Regions from separate parts of the Mus musculus genome. Here region 2 is linked to region 1. Evidence: chromatin loops called from intact Hi-C (ENCODE). Cell type or tissue: heart. All regions are shown on one strand. Region 1 overlaps Pvt1 (Pvt1 oncogene). Region 2 overlaps Myc (myelocytomatosis oncogene).

Region 1 (2,500 bases):
TCAGGCTAACGGGTCCTTACTAGTCATTCTTATCTTTGTGCTTCCTGACAGTGGGGCCAAGAGTCTCACTCATCACCATATCTCCACCTTCTAATACAATTCTGGGTATGTGCTTGATACACACTGTAGGGTGCATGAATGAATGGCATAAATGAAATAACAGACAGGCTGGGGATGGTGTTGAGAGGCCACCCTGGCTAGTTATCTGGGCTTGTGTTTCCGGGGGTCTTATCCCCTCTTGTCAGATTCGGGTCCAGGACAACGGTTCTATTGTTCACAGATAGCATAGCCTATCTGAATGCCTCTCTGGGCAGCCCTCTGTCACACCCTGAGCTCCTGCCCTATCTCTGGCCCCACCTGGTCCCCTTGCTGACACCCGTGCGGTGGGCCTGAGGAAAACTTTCATGTAGCCGGCATGACTGCTCCTTGATCTCTTTTCCCCTGTGTAAAAATTCATGGAAGAGTGCACCTGAGTCTCCTTCACTCTCTGCAGTTGCAGGAGGCCTAGATAATAGCTTCCATAACTCCTCAGTGTGACTATCAAACATACAGCTTAATCTCAAATATGGACGTTGTCTGACAGGTCCATTCCTATTCCACTCTGCCGTGGGATAAGCTGAGGTCCCCAATGACATCAAGGTCACATGACAGTAGTAAAAGAGACTGAAATTAGAACCAGCCATCCACCCTGACCCATCTTAGTCCTTTTTTCCATAAGTGGCCCACCCACAACACTAAATTTATTTCTCCTTTCTTACTTTCCTCACTTTCAAGTGGACCAAAGAGAGATTCTACAAATGTGATAACTCAGGATGGTTTTGAGTCTGTTATTAATTAACCGCATCTTGTATCCTTCATGTATCTGAAGGATATCTGAAAGATGTCTTAGGTACGGCCACCCTAAGGAGCTGAAGTAGCTCCTAGAGATTGCCTAGCGAAGGGCTGGGTAACTTCTCTCTTCAGTTTTATTAGCTGTGGTTATTGAATTGGGACATCTTTATAAAATGAAATGCTATATAGCTATTTAAAAGAGTCAGCTGGAAAGAAAAGTATATGACTTATGCACATATTAATTAGTTGAATTTAGACTTCTACAATGTGCATATATATATAAAATATGCCATATTATATATACCATATACCAATTATATATACCATAAATATGTGTAATTTTTATTTGTCAATTAAAATTGTTCAATTGTAGTTACTAATGGATCTTGGAGGCAATGCAGAACATGGTTGAAATAATCACTCTAAAGAATAGCACCAATCTTAGCCATGATGACTTGGCTTTTTTAAAGGAGGGTATAAAATAGCAGAGTGTGAGGTTCACTTCCATCTCCTCCTTAACACACAGCCACGGTCCCCCACATCAGCCATTCAATCTACTGCAGACACGGTACCCCTGTCATGTTCTGTTATCTCTGTCTCTTCGCTGACCTGTCAGTCTTTCATGAAGTCTAGTCTAGCACTGCTTACAGATACAGTGAGATTACCAGGGCCAAGCCAGAATGGACATGTAATGGATTGTCCAGGGATACGAATGAATGAACAAATGAATGAACGAATGAATGAATCAATAGAGAAGAGAGAATTTTCCCGCAATTTCTTTCTACCTTCTACTCCTTGAGTGCATGAAGCCAGTATCTAAGTCCCACTCTCCTCTCTCCCTCTTCTGGTCCCATCCCTGCCCCCTTCCTCTCCTTGAGTATCTTGACTCAACAAGGCTTCCTCATCCTTCCCAGGCTTCAGAGAAATCAGGAGCGGTGAATGATCGAAATGGACCTTTGAGATTACAGTGTGGAGCTGACATTGCCAGTTAAGCCTGGGCAGATCTGACTTAATTGATTTAGTTGTTGGAGCAGAGACAACCCAGAGGCTTGGATCAGCCTCCCCATCTGACAGTGTGCTGGTGAGTCAGATCTGTTGGGGTTTGAGTCTGTGCTCTGGGTACGGCTGCCTGGGTGACCTTGGCTGTGTTACTCACCCTTGTTGAATCTCAATTTCCTGATCTGCAAAAGAAGACTTAAGTGCGGCTTTGGAGGTCCTGGTGAGGATGAGCCTTGATAACGCTGGTGCAAATGCCCTTTAGAGACAGCAGGAGGGTGAAAGTGCTTATTGTGTGTAGAGTAGAGGAGGTTGCTGTCATTTCTCAGGGAGGAATCCCAAGGCCAGGTCAGAAGAGGTTATAATTTGACTCTTGTTCTGTTCGATGCACTTCTCAAACTGCCCAGGGTTTGCAGCTTAAGCGCATAAATTATCCTGCTCCAGCAGACCCTGTGTTCTGTAGTGAGCCATATGTTGGAGGAGATAGAGATCCTTATCTAGCAGAGTAATATTACCCAGCAAGGGATGACATTTCTTATCAGAGGCTGAGGAGTCAGAGATAGGAGCTTTTCTTTTCAATGGCTGCCAGACCTCTATGTCCTGGGCTGGCACGGTGGGTGGTGGGAAGGGCTTGATGCCTAGGAGTGGACAGCTGATGCTGTTGCAGGCATCA
Region 2 (2,500 bases), 230 kb before region 1:
TTCTTCCATTCCTGTGCTTTTGACACTTTTCTCAAGAGTAGTTGGGGTAGGCTGGGGTAGATCTGAGTCGGGGTAGAGCGACTTGTCAAGATGACAGAGGAAAGGGGAAGGGAAAAACCGGGATGCATTTTGAAGCGGGGTTCCCGAGGTTACTATGGGCTGACGCTGACCCGGCCGGTTGGACATTCTTGCTTTGCTACATTAATTGATATGTGTCCTTTGAGGGGTCAAACCGGGAGGTCGCTTCGTGGTGGCCAAAGAAAGCCCTTGGAATCCTGAGGTCTTTGGAGAAGGGATTACCTTTTGCGTTTGGGAGCGAGAAGGCTCCGTAGCTTCTGACTTACCAGTCTCTGAGAGGGCATTTAAATTTCAGCTTGGTGCATTTCTGACAGCCTGGGACCGACACGGAGGTGCGTCCCGCCCGCCAATCCCCGGCGGCGATCGCAACCCGTCCCTGAGCCTTTTAAGAAGTTGCTATTTTGGCTTTAAAAATAGTGATCGTAGTAAAATTTAAGCCTGACCCCCGCGGCACTAGGACTTGATGTTGGGCTAGCGCAGTGAGGAGAAGCAAAATTGGGACAGGGATGTGACCGATTCGTTGACTTGGGGGAAACCAGAGGGAATCCTCACATTCCTACTTGGGATCCGCGGGTATCCCTCGCGCCCCTGAATTGCTAGGAAGACTGCGGTGAGTCGTGATCTGAGCGGTTCCGTAACAGCTGCTACCCTCGGCGGGGAGAGGGAAGACGCCCTGCACCCAGTGCTGAATCGCTGCAGGGTCTCTGGTGCAGTGGCGTCGCGGTTTAGAGTGTAGAAGGGAGGTGTCTCTTATTATTTGACACCCCCTCCCCTTTTATTTCGAGAGGCTTGTGATAGCCGGAGACTGAGCTCTCTCCTCCAAGTCAGCAATCGGAAAGAAAAGCCGGCAAAGGAAGGAAGGGGGCGCGCTGGGGGTGGAGAAAGAGGAGGGCGGAGAGGGGCGGCGGCGCCGGCTGGGTAGGAGCGCGGCGACGGCGCGAATAGGGACTCGGACCCGGTCGGCGGCGCAGAGAGCCGGCACACGGGAGGGGGCCGAGCGACGCGGCGCCTCTCGCCTTTCTCCTTCAGGTGGCGCAAAACTTTGCGCCTCGGCTCTTAGCAGACTGTATTCCCTACAGTCGCCTCCCTCAGCCTCTGAAGCCAAGGCCGATGGCGATTCCTGGGCGTCTGCAGGGCTAAGTCCCTGCTCGAAGGAGGCGGGGACTCGGAGCAGCTGCTAGTCCGACGAGCGTCACTGATAGTAGGGAGTAAAAGAGTGCATGCCTCCCCCCCAACCACACACACACACACACACACACACACACACACACACACACACACACTTGGAAGTACAGCACGCTGAAAGGGGAGTGGTTCAGGATTGGGGTACGCGCTGCGCCAGGTTTCCGCACCAACCAGAGCTGGATAACTCTAGACTTGCTTCCCTTGCTGTGCCCCCTCCAGCAGACAGCCACGACGATGCCCCTCAACGTGAACTTCACCAACAGGAACTATGACCTCGACTACGACTCCGTACAGCCCTATTTCATCTGCGACGAGGAAGAGAATTTCTATCACCAGCAACAGCAGAGCGAGCTGCAGCCGCCCGCGCCCAGTGAGGATATCTGGAAGAAATTCGAGCTGCTTCCCACCCCGCCCCTGTCCCCGAGCCGCCGCTCCGGGCTCTGCTCTCCATCCTATGTTGCGGTCGCTACGTCCTTCTCCCCAAGGGAAGACGATGACGGCGGCGGTGGCAACTTCTCCACCGCCGATCAGCTGGAGATGATGACCGAGTTACTTGGAGGAGACATGGTGAACCAGAGCTTCATCTGCGATCCTGACGACGAGACCTTCATCAAGAACATCATCATCCAGGACTGTATGTGGAGCGGTTTCTCAGCCGCTGCCAAGCTGGTCTCGGAGAAGCTGGCCTCCTACCAGGCTGCGCGCAAAGACAGCACCAGCCTGAGCCCCGCCCGCGGGCACAGCGTCTGCTCCACCTCCAGCCTGTACCTGCAGGACCTCACCGCCGCCGCGTCCGAGTGCATTGACCCCTCAGTGGTCTTTCCCTACCCGCTCAACGACAGCAGCTCGCCCAAATCCTGTACCTCGTCCGATTCCACGGCCTTCTCTCCTTCCTCGGACTCGCTGCTGTCCTCCGAGTCCTCCCCACGGGCCAGCCCTGAGCCCCTAGTGCTGCATGAGGAGACACCGCCCACCACCAGCAGCGACTCTGGTAAGCTACCCCATTCACAGCAGGGTAGGAAGCGAGAGGTTGGATGGACCTCCTTCTCCACCACTCATTGGCATTAATTCAATTGGCCTCCGGGGCTCCCCCTTTCTTTCCCTTCTGTCTAAGAGCTCTTCATCCCTGGATTCCCGTGCTTCAGCTATCCCTCCCTCCCCTCCCCCCCCCCCCCCCAGACCGCCCTGGTTGTCACCCCCACCCCCCACCCTTCCCACCCCTCAGGAATTTCATTTG

Evidence for each region. A loop is a pair of places that touch in the nucleus more often than their neighbours do. Peaks named below come from ENCODE experiments on the same cell type or tissue, not always from the same donor. Only the 100,000 strongest peaks of a DNase experiment are listed, where the experiment ranks them.
Region 2: it touches region 1 in a loop (2.4-fold over the local background); 4 of 42 quality-filtered maps call a loop at or near these places.

The regions. Positions count from the first base shown.
Region 1 is chr15:62,220,992-62,223,491 of GRCm38, forward strand. The region is part of intron 2 of Pvt1 (Pvt1 oncogene); the gene reads left to right. Among named protein-coding and RNA genes, the nearest start is that of Pvt1, 180 kb to the left of the region's middle. In heart, no CTCF peak of the experiment used is centred here; no DNase peak of the experiment used is centred here; H3K27ac peaks cover 1,490 bases.
Region 2 is chr15:61,986,025-61,988,524 of GRCm38, forward strand. Myc (myelocytomatosis oncogene) reads left to right here. Exons shown (of 3, transcript NM_001177352.1): 2 at 1,483-2,254. The coding sequence starts at 1,498. Among named protein-coding and RNA genes, the nearest start is that of Myc, 1.9 kb to the left of the region's middle. In heart, a CTCF peak has its summit at 1,084; DNase peaks (open chromatin) are centred at 147, 1,197, 1,747 and 2,097; H3K4me3 peaks cover 2,500 bases; H3K27ac peaks cover 2,336 bases.